Linked DNA regions of Homo sapiens: regions 2, 3, 4 and 5 are each linked to region 1. Evidence: chromatin loops called from intact Hi-C (ENCODE). Cell type or tissue: natural killer cell. All regions are shown on one strand. Region 1 overlaps KPNB1 (karyopherin subunit beta 1). Region 2 has its middle 31 kb from the start of OSBPL7. Region 3 overlaps TBX21 (T-box transcription factor 21). Region 4 overlaps SP2-DT (SP2 divergent transcript). Region 5 has its middle 19 kb from the start of OSBPL7.

Evidence for each region. Peaks named below come from ENCODE experiments on the same cell type or tissue, not always from the same donor. Only the 100,000 strongest peaks of a DNase experiment are listed, where the experiment ranks them.
Region 2: a loop joins it to region 1, with 15 times the contacts of the local background. A loop is called at or near these places in 47 of 110 quality-filtered maps.
Region 3: a loop joins it to region 1, with 5 times the contacts of the local background. A loop is called at or near these places in 19 of 110 quality-filtered maps.
Region 4: it touches region 1 in a loop (12-fold over the local background); 5 of 110 quality-filtered maps call a loop at or near these places.
Region 5: a loop joins it to region 1, with 10 times the contacts of the local background. A loop is called at or near these places in 45 of 110 quality-filtered maps.

What each region holds. Positions count from the first base shown.
Region 1 is chr17:47,662,537-47,667,536 of GRCh38, forward strand. It overlaps KPNB1 (karyopherin subunit beta 1), which reads left to right. Exons shown (of 22, transcript NM_002265.6): 7 at 553-642; 8 at 1,623-1,733; 9 at 2,521-2,622. Among named protein-coding and RNA genes, the nearest start is that of KPNB1, 15 kb to the left of the region's middle. RefSeq lists an enhancer at 1,303-1,372. In natural killer cell, CTCF peaks have their summits at 1,966 (motif pointing right) and 2,165; a DNase peak (open chromatin) is centred at 1,975; H3K27ac peaks cover 427 bases.
Region 2 is chr17:47,788,016-47,793,015 of GRCh38, forward strand. No RefSeq gene overlaps it. Among named protein-coding and RNA genes, the nearest start is that of OSBPL7, 31 kb to the right of the region's middle. RefSeq lists enhancers at 1,195-1,997, 1,998-2,798. In natural killer cell, CTCF peaks have their summits at 2,195 and 2,399; a DNase peak (open chromatin) is centred at 2,186; H3K4me3 peaks cover 510 bases; H3K27me3 peaks cover 1,979 bases.
Region 3 is chr17:47,739,869-47,744,868 of GRCh38, forward strand. It overlaps TBX21 (T-box transcription factor 21), which reads left to right. Exons shown (of 6, transcript NM_013351.2): 2 at 2,742-2,896; 3 at 3,203-3,324; 4 at 4,327-4,485; 5 at 4,614-4,675; 6 at 4,880-5,000. Among named protein-coding and RNA genes, the nearest start is that of TBX21, 9.1 kb to the left of the region's middle. In natural killer cell, a CTCF peak has its summit at 2,974 (motif pointing left); DNase peaks (open chromatin) are centred at 1,353, 1,763, 2,083 and 2,933; H3K4me3 peaks cover 1,508 bases; H3K27ac peaks cover 4,695 bases.
Region 4 is chr17:47,887,347-47,892,346 of GRCh38, forward strand. It overlaps SP2-DT (SP2 divergent transcript), which reads right to left. Exons shown (of 3, transcript NR_135480.1): 3 at 3,883-4,235. Among named protein-coding and RNA genes, the nearest start is that of SP2-DT, 6.0 kb to the right of the region's middle. RefSeq lists a silencer at 2,686-2,855. In natural killer cell, CTCF peaks have their summits at 2,766 (motif pointing left) and 2,973; a DNase peak (open chromatin) is centred at 2,755.
Region 5 is chr17:47,799,864-47,804,863 of GRCh38, forward strand. No RefSeq gene overlaps it. Among named protein-coding and RNA genes, the nearest start is that of OSBPL7, 19 kb to the right of the region's middle. In natural killer cell, a CTCF peak has its summit at 2,678 (motif pointing left); a DNase peak (open chromatin) is centred at 2,708.

The sequences.
Region 1 (5,000 bases):
CTATACTTGCACCAGGGCGACAGAGCAAGAAGACTGTCTCAAAAAAAAAAAAAAGAGAAAAATGGCCGGGCGCAGTGGCTCACACCTTTAATCCTAGCACTTTAGGTGGCCGAGGTGAGTGGATTGTCTGAGCTCAGGAGTTCGAGATGAGCCTGGTCAACATAGCAAAACCCCGTCTCTACTAAAAATACAAAAAATTAGCCGGGCATGGTGGCGGGCACCTGTAGTCCCAGCTACTTGGAAGGCTGAGGCACGAGAATTGCTTGAATCGGGGAGGCAGAGGTTGCAGTGAGCCAAGATCATGCCACTGCACTCCAGCCTGGGCAACAGGAGCGGAACTCTGTCCCTTCCCCGAAAAAGAGAGACAAAATGGGAAAATAAAGGAACAGATAATGAGGGAATTAAAGGGAGAGAATGAATTTTAGGGAAATGATAACGTATCCCATATTTACCTCAATTAATCCTTAGGATTATTGGCCCATTTGAGTGAATCTAACTTTGTCAGATTGCGTTGTTATTTTAGTAAACTATCTGATCTGCTGTTCATAAAAGGTACGAGTGGCTGCTTTACAGAATCTGGTGAAGATAATGTCCTTATATTATCAGTACATGGAGACATATATGGGTCCTGCTCTTTTTGCAGTAAGTATTTCTATTTATGTGATTTGAGCTTGTGGCTAATTACAGAGCCCATCATCCTTAGTCGCTATTTTGCCAATTCTGTAATATTTTACTTAATACTATGGAATCAAGGAAATTCCTCGAGACTGTTCGGTTTAAGCTCATCAGTGGTGTGCCAAGAAAACTGGTGCTAACTTTGTGTGGGTAAAAGACCTTCATTTTGAGGTCAGGCCCGGTGGCTAACGCCTGTAATCCCAGCACTTTGGAAGGCTGAGGTGGGCAGATCACCTGAGGTCAGGAGTTCGAGACCAGCCTGGCCAATATGGTGAAACCCCGTCTATACTGAAAACACAAAAATTAGCTGAACGTGGTGGCACGTGCCTGTAATCCCAGCTACTCTGGAGGCTGAGGCTGGAGAATCGCTTGAACCCAGGAGACGGAGGGTGCAGTGAGCCAAGATCACGCCATTGCACTCCAACCTGGGCCAGAAAGCGAGACTCTGTCTCAAAAAGAAAAAAGAAACAACCTGCATTTTGAAAATCTGAGGCTGGGCATGGTGGCTCACGCCTGTAATCCCAGCAGTTTGGGAGGCTGAGACTGACAGATCGCTTGAGTCCAGGAGTTTGAGACCAGCCTAGGCAATATGGTGAAACCCCGCCTCTACAAAAAATACAAAAATAAGCTGGGTGAGGTGGCATGCACTTGTGGTCCCACCTATGGAGGAGGCTGGGGTGGGAGGTTTGTTTGAGCCTGGGAGGTGGAGGTTGCAGTAAGCTGAGATTGTGCTGCTGTACTCCAGCCTGTGTGACAGAGTGAGACCCCATCACCAAAAAAAAAAAAAAGAAAAGAAAATCTTTCTTTTCCTATCTTTTCTTTCAAGCCTAGCTTCCTTTTTATAGTTACATTTCTGAAATTTGCATGTCTGTGGTTAAAGCCGGGTTGGGGCAGGGACTCACTTGAATCAGTACTTATTTGGGGCCTGGGGTGTTTTTCTTCTTAAGATCACAATCGAAGCAATGAAAAGTGACATTGATGAGGTGGCTTTACAAGGGATAGAATTCTGGTCCAATGTCTGTGATGAGGAAATGGATTTGGCCATTGAAGCTTCAGAGGTGAGCTGGGGAGAACTATTACTCTGAATACGCTTTGGGACATATCTCATTTGTGGATGATGTTCCCCTTCTAGGAGAACTTTATTCTGTCTGGGTTTAGAGGGTATCTCCATTGGCAGAGATTTTGATTTTTCTGCTAGCCAGAGCCCTTCATGAAGGAGGCACATCAGTAATGAGGGCTCACGTTCTTGCCAAGCAGTCAGGCATGATTGATCGTAAATAGTGGTATTATCACTGTGAACACAAGGGGGCAGCAGGCTGTCGCAGTTTACCAAGGTGATGCCTGATGCTGAATTATTTCCTTTTGGAAGTCCTAATGCAAGCCTAGGATGTATAATTGATACTTTACTAACTCTGGTGAAAGAGTCAGATATGGAAGAGAATGGGGAGTTCTGTACTTGGGATCTTTGAATTCAAGTTTTGTTTCCAGCTTGGTCTTTACACACTTTTATTTCAGGACAAAAATAAAAAGGTTTTTTTTGGCATCTTTAGGCAAACTGAGTGTGTGTTGATCCAAGGAACACTGAAATATCAGGTTGTCCATATGAATTGAACTTATGAAAAAAAAGTTATACTTAATGTTGCCTTGGACCTATATTATATGGCCTAAAAGATTCTCACTGAAGTAGACCAAAAAATTAGCACTTTCCAAGATCACATTGTATGTTACCATTTGTCCTTGTATGTTTCTGTTTCTGTTAAGAGATCCCTGTTCGGCTCTCATTGTATGCCTTTAGTATACAGAGCTCGGTTGCTTTTGTCTAGAATTTGCTTTGTTTCTCCTCAGGCAGCAGAACAAGGACGGCCCCCTGAGCACACCAGCAAGTTTTATGCGAAGGGAGCACTACAGTATCTGGTTCCAATCCTCACACAGACACTAACTAAACAGGTGAGTTACCTTCCAAATATAGGTAGGTAAGCTGTGGAACCTTACTAAGAGTAAACTGTGGAAACTTTCCATGGAAGGAACTTCGCAGCCCATCAACTATTTGATGTTCTGTTGTTGATGACTTAGAAACAGCTAAGCTGCATCTATAAGATCCCCTAGGCTCTGACTTCTTTGTGAAGGAGAACTGAGTCTTAACATCTCAGATGCATCTTGCTCAGGAATGAGCCACATGCTGCTCTGATTTCCTGAGTGCTCCATTGTCCAAACTCATAAAAGAAAGGTGCTCTGTCAAAGCTTCAGTGAAGCAAGGTTAGGAGCAAAGATGTGCTGGTTTTAGGCCACTTGCGTATCTGTTGTAATATCCAGGATACTTTCGTGAGTTCACAGGGTGTATGTTTTTAAAATTCTAAGGAAGTTGGATATAAGTTATTCAGATGCTAATGAAGGACCCCAACCCAAGAAAGAAACCCTTCTACTGATCCTTTAAGATAATTAACTTCAATTATTAAGATTCAGGATGAAAGTAAAGTGACAAGACTTCATAAAGATTGGGGTCTAATGAGTAAATATAGAAGTTCTTTTATGAGGACCGTGTCCTGGTTGCTTTTGTTCTCCTGACTTGATGCAACACAGTGTTTTTTGATACGGTATTTGGGAAGCTTCTTCTGGTGCATGTGAAGTATTACCAAAGAGCTGCTAGTACTCTGACGAAACAATGTTGGTAACTGAGCATTGCATCATTTCTTTGTACACAGGAATGTAATTGTTTTTAGGGATGTGTATAATTCTCAATATAGCAGTTTCAAAAGCTAAGTAGGGATGTGTTTGGATTAAAATGAACTGGGTGTTCCCTTAATTTTCATCTCTCCTCTCAGGGTTTTTTTGTTTTTGTTTTTGTTTTTTCTTTTGTTTTGAGATGGAGTCATACTCTGTCTCCCAGGCTGGAGTGTCATGGCATGATCTTGGCTCAGTGCACCCTCTGCCTCCTGGGTTCAAGCAGTGTCCCACTCTAGCCTCCCCAGTAGCTGGAAGTACAGGTGCGCACCACCACGCCCAGCTAATTTTTATATTTTCAGTAGAAGCGGGGTTTTGCCATGTTAGCCAGGCTGGTCTCGAACTCCTGACTTCAAGTGATCCGCCCGCCTCAGCTTCCCAAAGTGCTGGGATTATAGGCGTGAGCCACTGTGCCTGGCCTATAGTTGCTATTTTTATCTTTTGACTTCGTGTCTTTACTTTTGTGTGTGTGTGTGTGTGTGTGTGTGTATTTTATATATATATTATATATTTTATATATTATGTTATATATATTTTATATAATGTTATATATTATATATTTTATATAATGTTATATATTATATTTTATATGTATTATGTTATATATTATATATTATATATTATGTTATATGTTATATATTTTATATGTACTACATATTATATATAATTATATATATTTTATATATATTATATATATTTATTTTTTAGACAGAGTCTCACTCTGTTGCCAGGCTGGAGTGCAGTGGTGCGACCTCGGCTCACTGTAGCCTCCGCCTCCTGGGTTCAAGCGATTCTCCTGCCTCAGCCTCCTGAGTAGCTGGGACTACAGGCATGCACCACCACGCCTAGCTAATTTTTGTAGTTTTAGTAGAGACGGGGTTTCACCATGTTGGCCAGGATGATCTCGATTTTTTGACCTCATGATCCGCCCACCTCAGTCTCCCAAAGTGCTGGGATTACAGGCATGAGCCACTGCACCCGGCCTCCTTTCTTATATTTTTATTGTGCTTTTCCTATTTGAGAACAAATTATTCTTTGTGTGATTTTCTGAAACTGCATAGGCAACCTGCCTTAAGTTTACTATGTGGTGTGAATGGCCACAATTAGGAAGCTATACCTTGGATTCTAACTTAAGAGGAGATATTAGTGGAATCTTTTCTTTTTTGAACTTTTGTGGTTTTGGTTTTTGGTTTTTTGGGGTGGCGTTGGGGGGTACAGAGTCTTGCTCTATCACCCAGGCTGGAGTGCAGTGGGGCGGTCTTGGCTCACTACAACCTTCATCTCCCTGGTTCATGTGATTCTCTTGCCTCAGCCTCCCGAGTAGCTGGGATTAACAGGTGTGTGCCACTATACCCAGCTAGTCTTTGTATTTTTAGTAGAAACGAGGTTTCACCATGTTTACCAGGCTGGTCTCGAAGTCCTGACCTCAAGTGATCTGCCTGCCTTGGCCTCCTAAAGTGCTGGGATTACAGGCATGAGCCACTGCACTGCACCTTGCCTCTTTTTTGAACTTTTGATTGAATCATGTCTTCTTCCCAGTCATGAAACTCCCTTACTTTCCTGGTCTTTTATTCCATAGGTTAATTTTTGTTGATTTTGGACTT
Region 2 (5,000 bases), 130 kb after region 1:
GAAGGAAGGAAGGAAAGAAGGAAGGAAGGAAAGAAGGAAGGAAGGAAAGAAGGAAGGAAGGAAGTTGAAAAATTTTAAAACACCATCTTTGTGCAGTGGCTCATGCCTGTAATCCCAGCACTTTGGGAGGCCAAGGCAGGCAGATCACCTGAAGCCCGGAGTTCAAGACCAGCCTGGCCAACATGGTGAAACCCCATCTCTACTAAAAATACAAAAATTAGCCAGATGTGGTGGCAGGTGCCTGTAGTCCCAGCTACTCTGGAGGCTGAGGCAGGAGAATTGCTTGAACCTGGGAGATGGAGGTTGCGGTAAGCCAAGGTCGCGCCACTGCACTCCAGCCTGGGCAAAAGAGCAAGAGTCTGTCTCAAAATAAATAAATAAATACATAAATAATAAAACAAAAACACCATCCCATCTTCAATGGCATTAAAATATGAAATACTTGGGGAAATGGAACAAAAGATGTGCTTGATCTACACACCACTGAAACCTATAAAACTTCCTGAAAAAAATTAAAGACCTAAATAAACACAGAAATATGCCATGCATATGGATCAGAAGACTCAATATTGTTACCACACTAATTCTCTTCAAATTGAACTATAAATTCAACGTGATCCTAGCCAAAATCCCAGCAGGCATTTTTTTTGGTAGAAAAAATCACATGCCAATTCTAAAATTTATATAGAAATTCAAAGTACTCGAAACTAGCCAAAACAATTTTGAAAAAGAAACATGAAGTTGGAGGAATTACACTACTTGATTAGACATTATACATAAAATTGCAACAATCAAGACTGTGTGATAGTGTCATAATATAAACAAATAAATCAGTGGAACAGATTGGAGAATCCAGACATAGATCAACTCCCCACAGGCATAAAGGCAATTCTGAGGGGGGAAAGGATAGTTTTTTAATCAAAAATGCTAAAAAGTGTGGGTATCTGCGTGCAACAAACGAAAGAAAAGAAAAACCACATTCAAAAATTTCCTCAAATGGATCGTAGACATACATGTAAAACTACAAACCTGGAAGAAAATCTTTGTGGTCTTAGGCTAGCCAAAGATTTATTAGACACAACACCAAAATCTTGATTTGTAAAATTTAAAAATGAATAAATTGGGCTTCATCAAAATGGACAGAAGACTTGAACAATACTTCGCCAAAAAAGACATACTATTCAGATGGCAGTTAGCACATGAAAAGATGCTCAACAATATTTGTCTATTCTATCTTATTAAATCTCATTTTACTCATTATCTTCTGTATCCTAACTCCTTCTATAAACGGAGATGCTACTTACTGTCTTTGTACTACGACGGGTGAGTTTTCTTTTCTTTTTTTTTTTTTTTTTTTTTTTTGAGACGGAGTCTCGCTCTGTCGCCCAGGCTGGAGTGCAGTGGCGGGATCTCGGCTCACTGCAAGCTCCGCCTCCTGGGTTCACGCCATTCTCCTGCCTCAGCCTCCCGAGTAGCTGGGACTACAGGCACCCGCTACCATGCCCGGCTAATTTTTTTGTATTTTTAGTAGAGACGGGGTTTCACCATGTTAGCCAGGATGGTCTGGATCTCCTGACCTCGTGATCCGTCCGCCTTGGCCTCCCAAAGTGCTGGGATTTCAGGCGTGAGCCACCGCGCCCGGCCTTACTTGTACTTTCAACCACGTCCCCCACTCCAAAATTCTGCGCCTCCCTCAAGCCAGTTCCTCCTCTGCTTCCTCCTCGCAGCAGCCGGCGCGTCTTTGTTCCGTCCAGGCATCTTCAACGCGTCCCTCCCTCTGGACGCTGCCGAGGAAATACTGAAGTGGTAGAGGATGTGGGGAGGCCGTCCAAGAGTGGAGGTGTCCCGGGCCTGCTCTCTCCAGGAGGAGGAGTGCAGGCTGGGGTCCACCTCCCCGGTCCAGCAGTGCTGGGGAGGGGACCCCGCACGTGTGCCCGGAGCGCGGACACGGTGATGCGGCTGCCCCTCGCCCCGGCCCCAGGCTCGCTGCGCCCTCCCTCCCCGGTCGCCTCTGCGTTTCTCCCGCCAGCAGGAGACCGAGTCTGAGCGCAGCCGCCGACCCTGCGCCTTCCCTGTGCACTCAAAGACCGCCAGCTCTGGGGGAGCCCGGGGACCCACGCCGCTCTGGGCACAGGCGACCGAGGCCAAGGCGCTCCGGGTCTCTCCAGTTCCGGCGTCTTCTGGTCCTCGGGCTCCGCTCCGCGGCCACTGGGCCCGCTGCACGCGAGCGCGCCGAGCTCTGCTCCCGCTGCTCCTGCGAAGCTGGTGTCCACACCCGCCGGCCTGCAGGCACCTCGGGGCCCACGTGTCCTCCGGCCACATCCCACCCTGGGGCCACCTGTGTCCATCCCAGAGCGTGCGCGCAAGGTGAGGCCTGGGGGCAGGTGCCTATTTTTGCCCCCCTCAACCTGCATCTTTGCTATCCTGGGACTTACTGCTCTTCAGAACTTTCGGGCCCCTGGTAGAAGGAGATGTCTCTCCTGTGTCTGAGATGGGTGGGGCAGGAACTCCCCACAGCCCCGGGCTTCTTAAGTGGAGAAGGGGTGGGAAAGTCAGGAGTTGGACTTTCTGGATTGGTCCTGTAATTTTCTTGTCTTTTCTCTCCCATTTCCATTCCATTTGTTTCATTTGCTTTCTAAGAGATTTAATTTTATCTTCCAACTCCTACTGAAATTTTAATTTCTGCTATCCTGTTTTCAATTTCCAAGAGAATATTTTTATTCTCTGAAGATTCTTTTTTAAAAATAACATTCTATCTTGTTTCTTGAATGCCATATTTGACCTAATCTCTTTGATCTAATCTCAGCGTTAGTGAGATTTTCTTTTCCCTGGATGTCTCTGTTTCCTCCAAGTTGCTCTTTTCACTGTGTTTATTTTGGGTCCCATTTTTCACATTATAAGGTTTCTTTAGATGTTTCAGGTTTTCAGTCAATTTTAACTTCTCTGAAGAAATCTCTTCTGAAGTCTTCTAGCCTGCTCCCATTTGAAATGTCACAAGCCACACTTGGTGATCTGCTGTCATTCTGGGAATGCCTTGTCTGCCCCTGTTTGAGAACAAGGCACTAAACACTTACAAGGCTGGCTGAGTTCATGGCTGGGCTTACCCACAATGGAGTCACTGTAGTGATCTGACTGGAACTTTTAGGGGGAACCCTTCAGAGTTTTTTCCTCATGAGCTGGTCTGATTCTGTAAGAAGGACTCTTAAACCCCTCCCCTATGGGGTTTAATAATGTGGGCAGGGTCTGGGTGCTGAGTGGAAGAAGAGGTTTGGGAAGGGTGGTCTCGAATTTTAACTTGTAAAGATTCCCTGTCCCCCTGTTTCCTGAATGGTAGCCCCAACCCTCGGCTGCATCTGGCATCTCGCAGCCTAGAGACTGTTTATTTTAACCTCTCCACAATAAACCTTCATCTTTTGGGAATTGGAAGGGGAAGTTGCCCAGCTGTGTTGAGTGTGGAAGAGAATCTGAGAATGTACCTGTTTCTTAAATAGGCTTTTAAACAATCTTTTTTTTTTTCTTTTAACCCTACCTTCTTCTCCACTTCCAGAAGTACCTGGTACCTCATATACCAGGGTCTTTAGGGAGTTATGTGCAAAGCAGAGTTCTGACTGTGCCTTCTCCACTGCTCGTGTCAGAGTCAGTTATTTTAGGTTTGTTATCACCCACTGTTTGTTTCCAGCTTCCACAACAGCCTCCTATTTCAATCACTGTGTTTGCCGTTGTCTTTTTTTTTTTTTTTTTTTTTTTTTGACAGAGTCTCTCTCTGTCACCCAGGCTGGAGTGCAGTGGTGTGATCTCGGCTCACTGCAACCTCCGCCTCCTGGGTTCAAGCAGTTCTCCTGTCTCAGCCTCCCAAGTAGCTGGGACTACAGGTGACACCACCACGCCCGGCTAATTTTTGTATTTTTAGTAGAGATGGGGTTTCACCATGTTTGCCAGGCTGGTCTTGAACTCCTGACCTCAAGTGATCCACCTGCCTCAGCCTCCCAAAGTGCTGGGATTACAGGTGTGAGCCACCGCACCTGGCCTCCTTTTCCTTTTAAGGTCTACAAAGATCTTGTTAAAAGGACACTTTGAATGTGATAACCAGACAGAACCTTGGCTCTACCCAAAGAAATGAAGAGTGGTAAAAATGGCTGATATTCAAGATAAAATTTATATCTTTTACATTTTGTATTTATCTAAAGGATAATTTACTATAAAAATTAACTCCAAATGGATCATAGACTTAAATGTAAAACTATAGAACTTCTAGAAAAAAACGTATAACATATTTTTTACTTTCAGTTAGGCAAAAAATTTTTGAATACCACACCAAAGGCATGAGCCCTAAGAGAAACTATTGATAAAATTGGACTTCATCAAAATTAAAAATTTCTGCCCTTCAAATGACATTAAGAGAATAAAAAGACAAACCACAAGCTGGGAGGAAGTATTTGCAAAACATGTATCTGATAAAGAACTTGGACCCAGAATATATAAAGAATGCTTAAAACTCAGTAATAAGTAACAAACAATCCAATAATAAATGGACAAAAGATTTGAACAGGTGGTTCAGCAAAGATACATTAATGATAAGCACATGAAAAGATGCGAAGATCATTACTCTTTAGAGAAATGCATATGAAAACCACAATGAGATACTACTATACATCTATTAGAATGAGTAAAAACAAACACACAAACACTCTAAAGCCCTGACAATAACAAGTAATGATGAAGATGGGGAGCAATTGGAGCTCTCATATGTTCTTAGTGGGAATGCAAAATGGTACAGCCACTTTAGGAAACTGTTTGGCAGTCTCTAATAAAATTAAACATACACTTAACAACTTTTATAGAGTCAAATATACACCTAACATAAGACCCAGCAATTTCACTCCTTGATATTTATCCAAGTAAAAGAAAACAGGTTCACTCAAGAATTGGTACATGGGACCTGGCTTGGTGGCTCACACCTGTAATCCCAGCACTTTAGGAGGCTGAGGCAGGCGGATCAC
Region 3 (5,000 bases), 77 kb after region 1:
CACTCCAGCCTGGGGGACAGAGCGAGACTCTGTCTAAAAAAAAAGAAAGAAAAAAATGAATATGAAGAAATGGGGACCACAGAGCACAGCATGCACTCTGCAGTCAGAAGACCTCACCTCTGCTCTCCCACCGAGGACCGTCACCAAACCTCTCGGAGCGTCAGTTTCTTCAAATATAAAATTGGAAATAACATTTTATTTTTTATTTTTTCTTTGAGATGGAGTCTCACACTGTTGCCCAGGCTGGAGTGCAGTGGCGCCATCTCGGGTCACCGCAACCTTCGCCTCCCAGGTTCAAGCGATTCTCCTTGCCTCAGCCTCCAAAGTAGCTGGGACTACAGGTGCATGCCACCACACCAGGCTAATTTTCTGTATTTTTAGTAAATATGGGGTTTCACTATGTTGGCCAGGCTGGTCTCGAACTCCTGAGCTCAGGAAATCCACCCTCCTCGGCCTCACAAAGTGCTGGGATTACGAGTGTGAGCCACTGTGCTGGGCCATCTTTCGAACTTTTTAACAGCTTTCAGAGGAAAGATGGACAGGAGTTAGACTCTCCATTTACATGTGAAGAAACTGAGATTTGGGCTGGGTGCAGTGGCCCATGTCTATAATCCCAGCACTTTGGAAACCTGAGGCGGGTAGACCACTTGAGGTCAGGAGTTCGAGACCAGCTTGGCCAACGTGAAACTCCATCTCTACTAAAAATACAAAAATTAGCCGGGTATGGTGGCACATGCCTGTAGTCCCAGCTCTTGGGAGGCTGAGGCAGGAGAATCACTTGAACCTGGAAGGTGGAGGTTAGAGTGAGCTGAGATCACGCCACTGCACTCCAGCCTGCATGACAGAGCGAAACTCCATTTCAAAAAGAAACTGAGATTTGGCTTGAGAATTAACTTATCCAGGGTCATAGGGTAGTAATCTATTTTTCTCAACTCAGGAAAGTCAGGGGAAGACAGGCGTGTGACAGCACCCTTCTAGGACACCTTCCCAAGGTTGTTAGGTAAGTTGTCCTGGGGACCTCTGGGGATTAGAAGTCCCTCAAAAACAGTTCCTAGGCCCCTGGAACCCTCCCTCCTCCAGGTTTCCTGACTCAGATAGGTCCCTTTTTCCTCATCCTTCAGGGCTTCTCATGAGAGGAGGGGGAAGTGTGTGGAAATGAAAAATAATTCTGATGAGGATTAGCTTCTGCCATTCTGAAAACTCTGCTCTTCCTGCTTGTGTTAGAAGAGAAAGGCTAAGCCATTGGAGCTGGTGATGGAATTGGTGCTGGTGGAGGTGGTGGTTGTAGTGACGGTACTACTGGTGGTGGTTGTGATGGTGAAGGTGGTGGCTGTAGATGGTGGTGCCCGTGCTGGTGCTGGTGGAGATCGTGGTTATCGTGATGGTGGAGGGGGCAGTTGTAGTGACGGTGGTTGTGATGGTGGTGATGGGTGGTTACAGTGCTACTGGTGGTGATGGTGCTGGTTGTAGTGGTGGTGGTGACGGGGCTAGTGAAGGTGTTAGTGGTGGAGATGGTGATGGTAGAAGAGTGCTTCTTTTCTGAATCTGTTACTCTGGCACAACAGCGGAATCATACAGCATCCCACCCCCTAACTTCCTCTACTTTTCCTGGAAACAAGGACTTTGAACATGAGCCCCGTGTTCAATAGAGCCTTCTTTCAGGTGGATGGGAAGCTCCCTGTTCAACTAGGATGTGTGCAACTTCTCTAAAGGCTGAGGGCAGACTATACCGCAGGTGGCAGACCCAGGAGCATGGGAGAGGGAGGGCCTGTGAGTGGGTGTCATGGGTCTGGGAGTGTGTTAGCACTGTGAGAGCCACGGCAGAGAGGGTGGCTGAGGAACTGAGGCGTGAGGACCTTCCAGGAACTGCCTGTGGAGAGCTGGTGGTGCCCCCTCCTAGGAAGCAGCTAAGGTTAGAGACAGGGGTGTGCAGGTAGATGTCGAGCAACTGACCCTCTGAAAGAACATTTTAAAAAACTCTGATTTGTAGTGTTTGCTGATCCCTGTGGTGTAAATACTCCTGCTATGGATGATTTCAAGCGACTCATGTGAGTCATTGAACACAGAGCCGGGAAGAGACTCACAGTGCACTGTGATTTAGTACCTCCTCCATGCAGCTGCGATAGACGGAAGTAACCTCGACAGTGCAGACAATAGTAAAACGTAAAATAACTGGGCAGTGATGATTTTTTAGTTTTTACTCCTTTTTTTTTTTTTTGAGATGGAGACTTGCTCTTGTCATCCAGGCTGGAGGGCAGTGGCGCGATCTCAGCTCACTGTAACCTCTGCCTCCTGGGTTCAAGCCATTCTCCTGCCTCAGCCTCCTGAGTAGCTAGGATTACAGGCGCCCACGACCACACCCAGCTATTTTTGTTGTTGTTGTTGTACTTTTTAGTAGAGACGGGGTTTCGCCATGTTGGCCAGGCTGGTCTCGAACTCCTGACCTCAGGTGATCCGCCCGCCTTGGCCTCTCAAAGTGCTGGGATTACAGGCATGAGCCACTGTGCCGGGCCTACTTTGACTGTTAATATGTCTTGAATTGCAAGTTTATATAATTTAATTTTTAATTATGGCTGTGTTTAACCACTGGCTGGCAAACTCCCTAAACACCTTCCAGCTGGTTCTTGTGAGTGGGAGGAAGCCGGCTACAGCACACCACTGATGCCTGGGCACTGTTGCAGGGGGGACTGGCTGTCAAGCTGGAGCTGATGGGTGCTGGGGGCTTTCTCTCTTCTCTCCAGGCGGATGTTCCCATTCCTGTCATTTACTGTGGCCGGGCTGGAGCCCACCAGCCACTACAGGATGTTTGTGGACGTGGTCTTGGTGGACCAGCACCACTGGCGGTACCAGAGCGGCAAGTGGGTGCAGTGTGGAAAGGCCGAGGGCAGCATGCCAGGTGCGCGCGCCCCTGGGAGCGGTGGGCTCTGTTTCGCTGGGACTGGGCGCCCCCTGGTGGGCCCACCAAGCCCCTACCCCTAATTCCTAGACCTTTAACCCCCTCCCACTCCATCCCACGCCATTGCATCCCTCCTGTTTCTGGCTTCCTGCTTTGCTCTAGCCTGTCCTCTGCTGAGTCCTCTGCCCTTCCCTGCCTGGTCCTCCCCCTGTGTCCTTCCTTACGTCCCTCTCGGGACAGGCAAAGCCCTACATCACCAGGGTTCTGTCCCGGGGGCTGCATGTCAAAGAGGTGAACTGTCCACAGGAAACCGCCTGTACGTCCACCCGGACTCCCCCAACACAGGAGCGCACTGGATGCGCCAGGAAGTTTCATTTGGGAAACTAAAGCTCACAAACAACAAGGGGGCGTCCAACAATGTGACCCAGGTAGGACCTGCTCTTCAAAAGGTAGCCTCGCCCTGCTCCCCACCCTGGGTCTGAGACCTCCAAGGCCACAAGGGTCCTGCGGGGCCAGTTTGGTTCATTTTTTCTTCCTTCCTACAGGAAGGAAGGTTCGTTTTTCTTCTGTCCTAAACGAAGGGTCATTTTTCCTCCTTCCTAAACTCTGGCTGTTTCTCACCCACCTTGGGAGGAAGATGAGATGGGATGAAGCTGAATCTTGGACGGGGGTCATATTCAGGCCACACAGGCCAACCCAGCCTCAGGGTTTCTTCACCAAATCATGGGTTGCCATTGCTCCGGCACCATGAAAGGCACAGAGTTGGCCCTGTGGTCCCAGGGAATAGATGCCGAGTTTCTCTAGGTTGAACAATCCTGTTAAAAGTGCCCTTGCTGGCTGGGTGTGGTGGCTCACACCCATAATCCCAGCACTTTGGGAGGCCAAGGCGGGTGGATCACAAGGTCAGGAGTTCAAGACCAGCCTGGCCAAGATGATGAAACCCCGTCTCTACTAAAAATACAAAAATTAGCCAAGCATGGTGGCGGGTGCCTGTAATCCCAGCTACTCAAGAGGCGGAGGCAGGAGAATCGCTTGAACCCGGGAGGCAGAGGTTACAGTGAGCTGAGATCATGCCATTGCACTCCAGCCTGGGTGACAGAGTGAGACTCCGTCTCAAAAAAAAAAAAAAAAGAAAAAAGAAAAAAGAAAAAAAAGTGCCCTTGCCCTAAAGCCCTGTTTGTGCTGATACCTTGGTCTCAATTGACATCTGGAGGTAGAAGAGGGGGCAAGAGGCTAGAATTGGTGCCCCAAAGAGTCCGGACACTGGAGTTGGAAAGCTTGGGGGAAGTTACATGGTGGCAGAGCAGGGGAATGGACAGGATGACCTCAAGGTGCTTGCTAGCCTCACGTGGGGCCAGCTGTTGGTGGGGGTGATGGGATCCTCGAAATCCTTCCTCCCCACCCCTACAACCGTCTTGCTCTGTCTACAGATGATTGTGCTCCAGTCCCTCCATAAGTACCAGCCCCGGCTGCATATCGTTGAGGTGAACGACGGAGAGCCAGAGGCAGCCTGCAACGCTTCCAACACGCATATCTTTACTTTCCAAGAAACCCAGTTCATTGCCGTGACTGCCTACCAGAATGCCGAGGTGAGGGCTGCCTGAGCCCCGGTGGGGAGGAGGGCAGAGTGGGGCCCACTGTCTTCCTTGGGAGGGATTTGGAAAGTTCCCGAGCCCCAGACTCAGGACTCAGGTGACTCTATTTCCCTTCTCTCTAGATTACTCAGCTGAAAATTGATAATAACCCCTTTGCCAAAGGATTCCGGGAGAACTTTGAGTCGTAAGTGCCACTGGGTTCAACTCAGCTTTGGTCCCTCCTGAGACACATCCTCTCCCTGCCCCTGAAAACAGGAGGGTGGGGGACAGATGCTACAGGTGGGCAGGCCAGGGAAGGAGGGTCGGAGAAGGAATGTGTGAAACAGGTAGGCTCACAGGTGACTGGTTCTGCTTGTGACCCGTTTTCTTGCCTTCTATTTTTTTCTAGCATGTACACATCTGTTGACACCAGCATCCCCTCCCCGCCTGGACCCAACTGTCAATTCCTTGGGGGAGATCACTACTCTCCTCTCCTACCCAACCAGTATCCTGTTCCCAGCCGCTTCTAC
Region 4 (5,000 bases), 220 kb after region 1:
AGGTAACTTTACTCCCTCCTGCTTCAAACAGAGCATATTCCCACTTTACATGCCCGAGTTCAGATTAGCAAAAAGCACCTTTGGCGGAGCGAGGTGGCTCACACCTGTAATCCCAGCACTTTGGGAGGCCGAGGTAGGTGGATCACCTGAAGTCAGGAGTTTGAGACCAGCCTAGCCAACATGGTGAAACCCCATCTCTACTAAAAATACAAAAATTAGCTGGGCGTGGTGGCGGACGCTTGTAATCCCAGCTACTCAGGAGGCTGAGACAGAAGAATCGCTTGAACCCGGGAGGCAGAGGTTGCCGTGAGCCGAGATCGTGCCACTGTACTCCAGCCTGGATGATAAAAGCAAAACTCCATCTCAAAAAAAAAAAAGAAAAAAATGAAAAAAGCACCTTCTTGGGGCTGGGCGCAGGGGCTCACGCCTGTAATCCCAGCACTTTGGAAGGCCGAGGCCGGCAGATCACCTGAGGTCGCGAGTTCGAGACCAGCCTGACCAATACGGAGAAACTCCGTCTCTACTAAAAATACCAAAAATTAGTCTGGCATGGTGGCGCATGACTGTAATCCCAGCTACTCAGGAGGCTGAGGTAGGATAATTGCTTGAACCTGGGAGGCAGAGGTTGCAGTGAGCCAAGATGGTGCCACTGCACTCCAGCCTGGGTGACAGAGCAAGACTCCATCTCAAAAAGAAAAAAAAAAAGAAAAAGAAAACATTTTTCTTTATTTATGGTAGAGATTTAGTAGCATTTTTAGTAGAGGCGGGGTTTTATCATGTTGTCCAGGCTGGTCTCAAACTCCTGACCTCAGGTGATCCGCCCACCTTGGCCTCCCAAAGTGCTGGGATTACAGGTATGAGCCACTGGGCCCAGCCATTTGTTTTCTTTGAGACAGGATCTTGCTCTCTCTCCCAGGCTGGAGTGCAGTGGTTCGATCTCAGCTCACTGCAACTTCTGCCCCCCAGGCTCAAGTGATCTTCCCACCTTAGCCTCCTGAGTAACTGGGAACACAGGCATGCACCACCATGCCCAGCTAATTTTTTTTTGTATTTTTAGTAGAGACAGTGTCTCACCATATTGCCCAGGCTGGTCTCAAACTCCTGAGCTCGAGCCATCCGCCCGCCTCAGCCTCCCAAAGTGCTGGTGGGACTGCAGGCATGAGTCACCACGCCCAGCATAAGTGCATGTGGATGTAGACAAAAGGAACGAGAGAGGGCTGCTCCACAAATTCTGCTGTCACTAATGGACTGGACGACCTCAGCCAACTCCATCACATTCTCAGAGCCTAGGTTTCCCCAGCCATAAAATATGGGGTTAATTGTCCCTTCTAGGGAATCTAGGGGGGTTAATTGGGCAATGGCTCTGAAGTGTCTAGGAGAAGGAGATCTATAAATATAAGGGATCATTAGCGGGCATTTCACAGCCATTTTGTGGGCCCCAGTGTTATTATTAATATGATTATTGTTATTGTTATCGCCCCCATGGCCCACTTCCCGAGTCTCTCCCAGCCAGGTCAGTGCTTTCAGGTGACAAGTGCTGCTCCTGAGCCCAGCCCTGGTCCTTCTGAACCCACACCCTCCACACTCAGGGTCTCTGGGGAACCCTCAGGAGACTAGCAATGGGACTGAGATGTGGTTTTGACATAAGTGAGGGCCTAGGAGGGAGACGGGCAGAGGGAGAGAGGGCAGTGCCTCGCCAGGGACATTCTCAGCCTCCCTTTGTCCCTGGGGACAATTCTAGTCTGCAGTGGGCAGCTGGGACTTACGAGAAGCAGACTGGGCACCACATGGAGCTGTGGTCAATGGGGTCGGGAAAGGTGGGGAGCAGGGGAGTGCAGGGGAGGGGCAGAGGCAGAGAGAAGATGCTGCTACCCGGGGAGGTAAGAGGAGCTGGTTGGTAGGAAACCAATTCCTTGAAGAGGCAAATGTGTGTGTTTGTTTGTTTTTGTTTTCAGACAGGGAGACAGGGTTTTGCTTTGTCACCCAGGGCAGAGTGCAGTGTCGCAAACACAGCTCACTACAGCCTCAAATTCCTAGGCTCAAGGGATCCTCCTGCCTCAGCCTCCCAAGTAGCTGGGACTACAGTTGAGAGCCACCAAGCCTGGCTAATTTTTAAATTTTTTTGTAGAGATGGGGGTCTCCTTAAGTTGTCCAGGCTAGTCTCTAACTCCTGGGCTCAAGAAGCAATCCTCCTGCCCTAGGCCTCCCCAAGTACTGGGATTACAGGCATGAGCCACCATGCCCGGCCCAAATGGCTTTTTTTTTGTTGTTTTGTCTTTTTTTTTTTTTTTTTTGAGATGAAGTCCCACTCTGTCGCCCAGGCTGGAGTGCAGTGGCAAGATCTTGGCTCACTGCAACCTCCGCCTCCCAGATTCAAGCGATTCTCCTACCTCAGCCTCCCAAGTAGCTGGGACTACAGGCATGCACCACCACGACTGGCTAATTTTTGTATTTTTAGCAGAGATGGGGTATCGCCATGTTGGCCAGGCCGGTCTTGAATTCCTGACCTCAGGTGATCCACCCACCTTGGCCTCTCAAATTGCTGGGATTACAGGGGTAAGCCACTGCACCCGGGCCCAAATGGCTCTTTTTAAGGAGTCTCTTTGTAGAGGCTGGAACCCACTCTCAGTCTCCGAATGAAGCAGGCCCCATTCCTGGGGAATAGCAGGCACTCAATAGCTGCTTGTTAAACTGCATCTCCCTGTCCGCCCTGTGTTACTGTAAGGTGAACGCTGGGCAGCTGCTTTGGAAATGCCTTGGGCGCCCCCTGGTGGTGACACACAAAGGCTGAGGAGGCACCCCTGCCTTCCACCTTAAAGGGCTCCTTTTACCTGGGGCCCTGCCCTTTCTTCCTGAGGCTCCACAGATCCCACCCCAGGGAGACTGGGGGTAGAAAGAAGGAGCAAAGAAGGAAGAACCCTGTGGGGAAGGATGAGTGGAATGTCCTTGCTGGAAGATTCCATGGCAGTTGGTGGGGAGCCATCGGCCTGGACAGGGGAACCAGGGGCAGAGGAAGTTGACGAGTTAGGGCAGGGGTCAGGAGTGGCATCCCCGGCAGTGAAGACAGAGATGTGTCTGTATGTGTGCACCAGGGGTGTGGTGTAACAGGGAGATACATCTTATAGCCTCTGTCAATGTTTCATGTTCACAGAAGACTGAGGAAACCTAGATCCCTGAAATCATTGATGGACCCTAGGAGGAAAAAAAAAATTACCCAAATTCATCCAAGCTAGGTGTTTGTCCCATCAGATATTTTTGTGGGTCTGCATATGAGAGAGTCCGGGTTAGAAGTCTGCAACTCTGGGCCGGGAGAAGTCGCTCACGCCTCTAATCCCAGCACTTTGGGAGGTCGAGGCGGGTGGATCACCTGAGGTCAGGAGTTCGAGACAAGCCTGGCGAAAATGGTGAAACCCTGCCTCTACTAAAAATACAAAAATTAGCTGGGCTTGGTGATGCGCACCTGTAAACCCAGCTACTCAGGAGGCTGAGGCAAGAGAATTGGTTGAACCTGGGAGGCGGAGGTTGCAGTGAGCCGAGATCGCATCATTGTACTCCAGCCTGGGCGACAGAGCAAGACACTACCTCAAAAAAAAAAAAAAAAAAGAAGAAGTCTGCAATTTTGATTTCCCCATAAGTAGAAAGGGAAGAGATGAGAAAATAGAAAATCATAGGAGGGGAAAAGGGGAGAAGCAGAGGTTACTGGGAAATCCTTAAGGCAAAACAAGCAGTCTTTAGAAGGCTGGGTCGGCTGTAACTCTTCAAAGGTAAACACCAACAATAAAGCTTGGGTTGTAGCTATGAGTGAGGACCAACAGAGAGTCAAGGGGGCTGGCCTGATATTCTTCTAGTTTCTGGACCAACAGCACCAGTTATGCCACGTGGTTTCATAGGAGGCTCCAGGAGGGATCTGAAGCTTTTTTTTTTTTTAATTATACTTTAAGTTCTAGGGTACACGTGCACAACATGCAGATTTGTTACATAGGTATACATGTGCCATGTTGGTTTGCTGCACCCATCAACTTGTCATTTACATTAGGTATTTCCCCTAATGCTATCCCTCCCCCAGCCCTCCACCCCCCCGACAGACAGCCCTGGTATGTGATGTTCCCTGCCCAGATCTGAGCTTCTTGAGAGCAGAGGCTGTAGTTCCACATCCTTCCCTCCAGGACCCTCCCTCAGCATCCTGGGGGAGAGATGTTCACTGTCTGGTACTGACGGATTAGATGAGGACAACCCTGTGCAAAAAAGGACAAAGAGAATGTCAGGAAGCAGGAAAAGCACAGGAAAGTGAAGAAAGAAGGGGATTCAGAGGTAGACATGGAAGGAGAAGTAAAGTGGAAGTGGAAGAAGCTGGGCCTGAAAGAGAAGGGGTAAGTCCCTGAGAAGTGTTAAAAGGATATAGTCATTCGGTCAGTCAGTAAACATTTACTGTGCACCTACTATAATCAAGCAGTGTGCTGGGAATGGAAGGTGCCATGGTAGACAAGACAAGCATGGGGTTTTTAGTGGTGGAGAATGTGTAGCTTTGCAAGTTAGAAATGGAGAGAAAGTGACAATGTAGAGTAGAAAGAAACTGAAAGCAGTTGGAGACAAAAGGGAAATATCACTGAGAGAACCTGCCTCCAGACACACCAGGGAGGAGATGTCGCCCCTGGTTAAGGTTGACAGACACAGCCAGAACCACCCACTGGCCCTGGCTCTGCGAAGATGGCAGCAGGTAGGGTAGGAAGAGGAGAAATTCAGAAAGGCGAGGGACAGGAGTGGGTGGGGGTGGAGGGCACAGACTTTTCCTTGTTTTTACTTGGGCACCCCCAGTGGGAAGGTATCTTTGGGCTAAGGAGTCCTTCTCCACATTTGGCTGCCCATTGGAATCACCTGAGGAACTCCTTAATGCTGATGCCCCCCAGAGATTCTAATTTCCTAGGATGGGACCCAGACTTCAGAATTTACTAAAAGCTCTTTTAGTGAGTCTCACGTGTGGCCATGGCCGGGTGCAGTGG
Region 5 (5,000 bases), 140 kb after region 1:
ACCACTGTGGCCAGCCATATTTTATAAGTTTTAAAACACACACATATGTATGATAAATGTAAAAGTAAATTTAAAAATAGAAAACCCTTAAAAGAGTTTTGTCCTAGTTTTCTTTGACAGGAAGAGGATTTTACACTGTGCAAATGTTACTATGATTTAGATTATATTATAAATCAATTCATTTCAGGTTAAGTGTGAGATTTTTAAAATCCCTGTTAATATCAAGAATGAAAAAGGATAATCACAAAAGATCCTACAGGCATTAAAAGAAGTTCAACTTAACAACAAATTTGACTATTTGAATTTGAATGGACACACTCTTCCAAATAAAAACCAAAAACTTACCAAAACTGGCAGAAGAAAAGGTAAAAGCCTTGAATAGTTCAATATCTGTTAAACAAATTGTCTCTGTTATTCAAAGTGTTTCCTCAAATAAAGGCCCAGATTGATTTATAGTGAATATTTTCTTTCTTTCTTTTCTTTTTTTATTAAGACAAGGTCTCACTATGTTGCCTAGGCTGGTCTCGAACTCCTGGTTTCAAGCCATCCTCCCGCCTCAGCCTCCAGACGTGCTGGGATTACAGGTGTGAATATTTTCACATTTTAGAATGAAATATCAGCAATATAATCAAAGTCTTCAAGAAAATAGAAAAAGAAGAGGGAACTCCTCTGAACTCTTTTGTGAAGCCAGGAAAACGTTTACAGAAAAATCTAATATTATAAGAAAGAAAAATTAGTGTCCAATTTCTTTCATAAGCATAGATGCAGAGTCCACGTAAATTATTAGAAAATTGATTCCAGTGACACATAAAAGCGATAATACCTCATGACCAGGTGGGTTTATTCAAGAAATGCAAAGGTATTTGAAAATAAAATACCCTTGTGGGGCCTTCGCCGCTCCAGGCACAGGCGACCGAGGCTGCGGCATGGCACGTCCCTCCGGCTTGGGCATCTCTGGTCCTCAGGCTCTGCCCCACAGCCACTGGGCCTGCTGCACCTGAGCCAGTCTGGTTGGGTGGCCGGGCTCTGTCCCATCTGCTCCTGGGAGGCTGACTTTCACACCCGCCTGCCTGCAGGCACCTCGGGACCCATGTGTCCCCCGGCCACATCCCATCCTGGGGCCACCCTATGTCGGTCCCAGGTGTGGTACTTGGGGGCAGGTGCCATTTCTGCCCCCTCAACCTGTATTTTTGCCAGCCTGGGACTTCCTGCCCTTCCAGAACTTTCTGCCCCCTTGTAGCTGGAGATGTCTCTCCTGTGTGTGAGCTTCCCACAGCCTGAGCCTCCTTAACTGGGGAGGGGGATCAGTCACCTGACAGACACAGGATGCTCAGTTGTCTCAGGAATTGATGGTGAGAGGGACCACAGAGATAAGGGGTGCAGTCCCCTCCCCTTTGACCAATGGCAGAGCCCCCAGCCTTTCTGGGGAGACACTTTGCATCCTCCTATTTTTGGCAAAAGTCTCAGGAGAGTTAAGGCACCAATTGGTGTCTGCAGGTTCACACGCTAAACTCTGCTTCTGTCTCTCTCAGGGGGAATTGCTGCTGCCTTGGGAAGGCCCCCAGGTGTGGGAGTGGCAGAGCTGGTGGTGACCCTGGCCCAGGTCATCTGAAGCTACCCTTGTCCTGTGCTCCACAGCTAAAACAACCCTCAGTCCTCTCTGTCCTATGACAAACAAGACACCGGTGAAGGGGTAAGGCCAGCAGCATCATCCCCAAGCTACAAAGGAGGAGACTGAGGCTCAGGAGGTGAAAGGAATAAATGACAGAGCCAGGGCCAAAACTCAGGATTCCTAGCTCTTGGTCCAGGGCTCTTCCCCGCCCAGGCTGCATGGGAGGTGGTGGGAGGTGAATGTGCCAGCCTGTGAGGGCTGCGGCCCACTAGGCCCAGCTTGGAGGAGAGTGTCTCTCTTGGGCCTGTAACATCTTGCTAAATGGAGGAGAAGGGAGGGAAGGCCAATGTGACCTGCCTTCCGCATCTCCCACCTTCGCCCTCCCTCCTCAGGGTCCTAGGTCAGATGGCTTCCCACAGAACCCAAGGCTTCTCTGCTAAACTGGCACTGGCTCAATAGCTCCCTTCCTTCTTGTCCTCATTCTCATCCCTCCCAGGAGGGCACCGTGGACACTCCCTCCTTCAAACCATGTGTGCGCGCACACACACACACACACACATACACACACACACACACACACACACTTCACCCAACGTTAGCCTACAGAACTAAATGCAGGGTTTCCCATCCCAGTGTGTGACGGGCTCTGGGGTGACAGAAGCAGGAGAGGTTCTAGTGGAAACTTAGGGAAAAGACCATCTTATGAGGGCTCTGGAGGAGGGGTGTCCTGGCCAGCTGTCCTTGGGAGGGATGTCACCTGGACGTGAAGAGGCACCAGCAAAGGGGGCCTGACCTCCTTCCCCCAGACCATCTGGGCAGCTTTTGGGAGTGGCTAGGGACACCTGGGTCTCCCAGAACAGGGGTTTCCTGACTTGTGCATTCTCTTTGAAGATGAAGATGGGCAGGCAGGGATGGCCGGCAGTCCATAGGAATGCGGCTGTAACAGTGTCTGCTGCTGCTGTTGATCACTGCTGGGCTGGGTCCAGCCAGGGCCACATCCTTGGAGGCCTGATACTCCACGCAGATGGTGGTGCAGCCACCTGTCAGCTGTCAGGTGGGGCTTGGGATGAGACTAAATTGGTTCTTTCAAGAGCCCGGGGTGCCCTCTTGAGGATGCCTGGAGAATCTCACCACCTTCGTCCTAGACAGACTGTGGCTGACTCTCAGGCTTTTCTCTCTTCTTCCTGCTCCTGCCCCGGCCCTTCCAATCTCTTCTTCACCCACACCCCTCCCAGAGCCCAGCCCACCCACCTACCCTCCTCTGGACAGATGCTTCATTTTGAGGGGCCTCTCATATTAGGGGTCAGCAAGGCCCAACATCCCCAGGGGCCTGGCATCCTGGACCATAGTGCCCATGGTTTGGACTTGCTCATCAAAGCCACCCCTCCACATACCTTAGGGCCTGGAGGCATCTTTCAGCAACCTGAAGACTTTGCACCATGTGATGACATGTGTTAATGAGACGTGGGCCCTGCAAGGTGGCTCACGCCTGTAATCCCAGCACTTTAGGAGGCCAACGCTGGAAAGTTGCTTGATCCCAGGAGTTTGAGACCAGACTTGGCAACATAGTGAGACCCTATCTCTACTAAAAATTAAATAAACAAACAAAAAAAACTAGCCAGATGTGGTAATGTGCGCCTGTAGTCCTAGCTAATTGGGAGGCTGAGGCGGAAAGATTGCTGAAGCCCAGGTATTCAAGGTTGCAGTGAGCTATGATCGTGCCACTGCACTCCAGCCTGGGTTAGACCCTGTCTCTAAAAGAAGAGAGAGAGAGACACGAGTAGTGCTCTAGAACCCCCAACCGTGGAGCCATGCTCTCCCAGCCCCTGGAACCACCTGCCTGAGTCCCATGCAGACCTGACTCTGGCCTGTCGGGATCTTGATAACTCTCAGTGTTCCCCTCTGACGGTAATGCCTCTTAAGGTACAGATGAGGAGAAGATGAGGGTATGTGTGGCAAGAATCAGGAAGACCAGTCCCTGGTCCACCACATAAGGCCAGGTGATCTGGTTAAGTGTCTGTACCAGAAATAGGTCATTGGATGAGCGAGACCTGGCCCAGGCCAGCCTGTGAATGTCTCTCTGAAGTCCTACACTGCCCTCCCTGACCACCTTAAGGGGAACAGAGATGGGTCCCAGGGGGAGAGTGCTAAGCCTCTCCTCCTTTTCTACCCCTGCTAGTACTAGAGGGTCTCTAAAAGGGGAAATCACTTATAAAACGTGTCCTTTGCAGTAAGGAGACACCATTAAACTAATGACCCAATGGCAAGGTCCCTTGAGCATTCCCTAAAGAGATTGGATATGGCCGGGCAATGTAATCCAGGATCTTTAAAATGCCTGTGTCAGAACTGGGACTAGACCAGGGCAGCGTAGAATAGGAGAGCTGTGCACCATTCCAGGGGCAGACTGGAGCCGGTGGAATTGAGGTCGGACGTAAGATCTCTGCATTCTCAGCAGGTGTTGGTCAGGGGCTGGGGGTTACCCCACCACTGTCCCCACTACCTTCATTTTCCCCGAAACAGGGAGGGTGGGACTCCCCTGCACACATCCCCCTGGGCTGCATGCCATCCAGGTGAAGCTGGGAGTCACAGTGCTGGCCCAGCAGCCTCCTCCTGCCCTGAACACCCCTCCACTTTGACCTCATGGAGGGAATGTGAATGCCTGGGCCTCTCACCTGGTTCAGCACTCTTTCCCTTCTCTGTTTATTACACACACACACACAAACACACAGACACACACACACACACTTTATTCAGAAGATGCAAGGAATTGGGGGTTTTATTTATATTTGACTTTTTTTTTTTTGCTCCTTCCAACCTAGGTGTCCCTATCAGCTATTCAATAATGATTAATAAAATTTTTTAAAGTTACTTAAATCCCTCTGGGTGGAGCAGTTTGGGGGTGGAGGGTCCAAAGAGGCAAAATGAGGACTGAGACACCTCCTGCCTACCTTCCTCTCCCTCTGCCAGCATTGCTTGGCCTGACCATTTCCCTTGCTGTCCAAGCTCCATCCTCCTTTGCTCATCCAGGGAAGCGGATCCCTGGTTCTCCAAACTACTGCACTCCAAGCCTAGTCAAGGGCCATTAAGCCCCCAAATTCTCCCCTTTGTCCCAAGCCCACCATGTCCTCCAACCAAGGCAGGAGATCTGGGTCTGTGCTTGGCTCCCCACGACCCAGTGGTAATGAGTACTCCTGTGGGACATCTGGACTAGGCTGACAGGCTTGAGAAGGGGGCCCACCATTCCCTTCTCAGATCAGTGACTTGAGCACCCCACCCTGGGATTCTTGGCAGCCAGGAGCTGGCACCGCTCCCTGAACCCCTGGCTGGTGTGGGCCCCTCACACTCTGTCCATGGAGCACAGACTGGGGCCAGAACCCCAGGCTCCCCT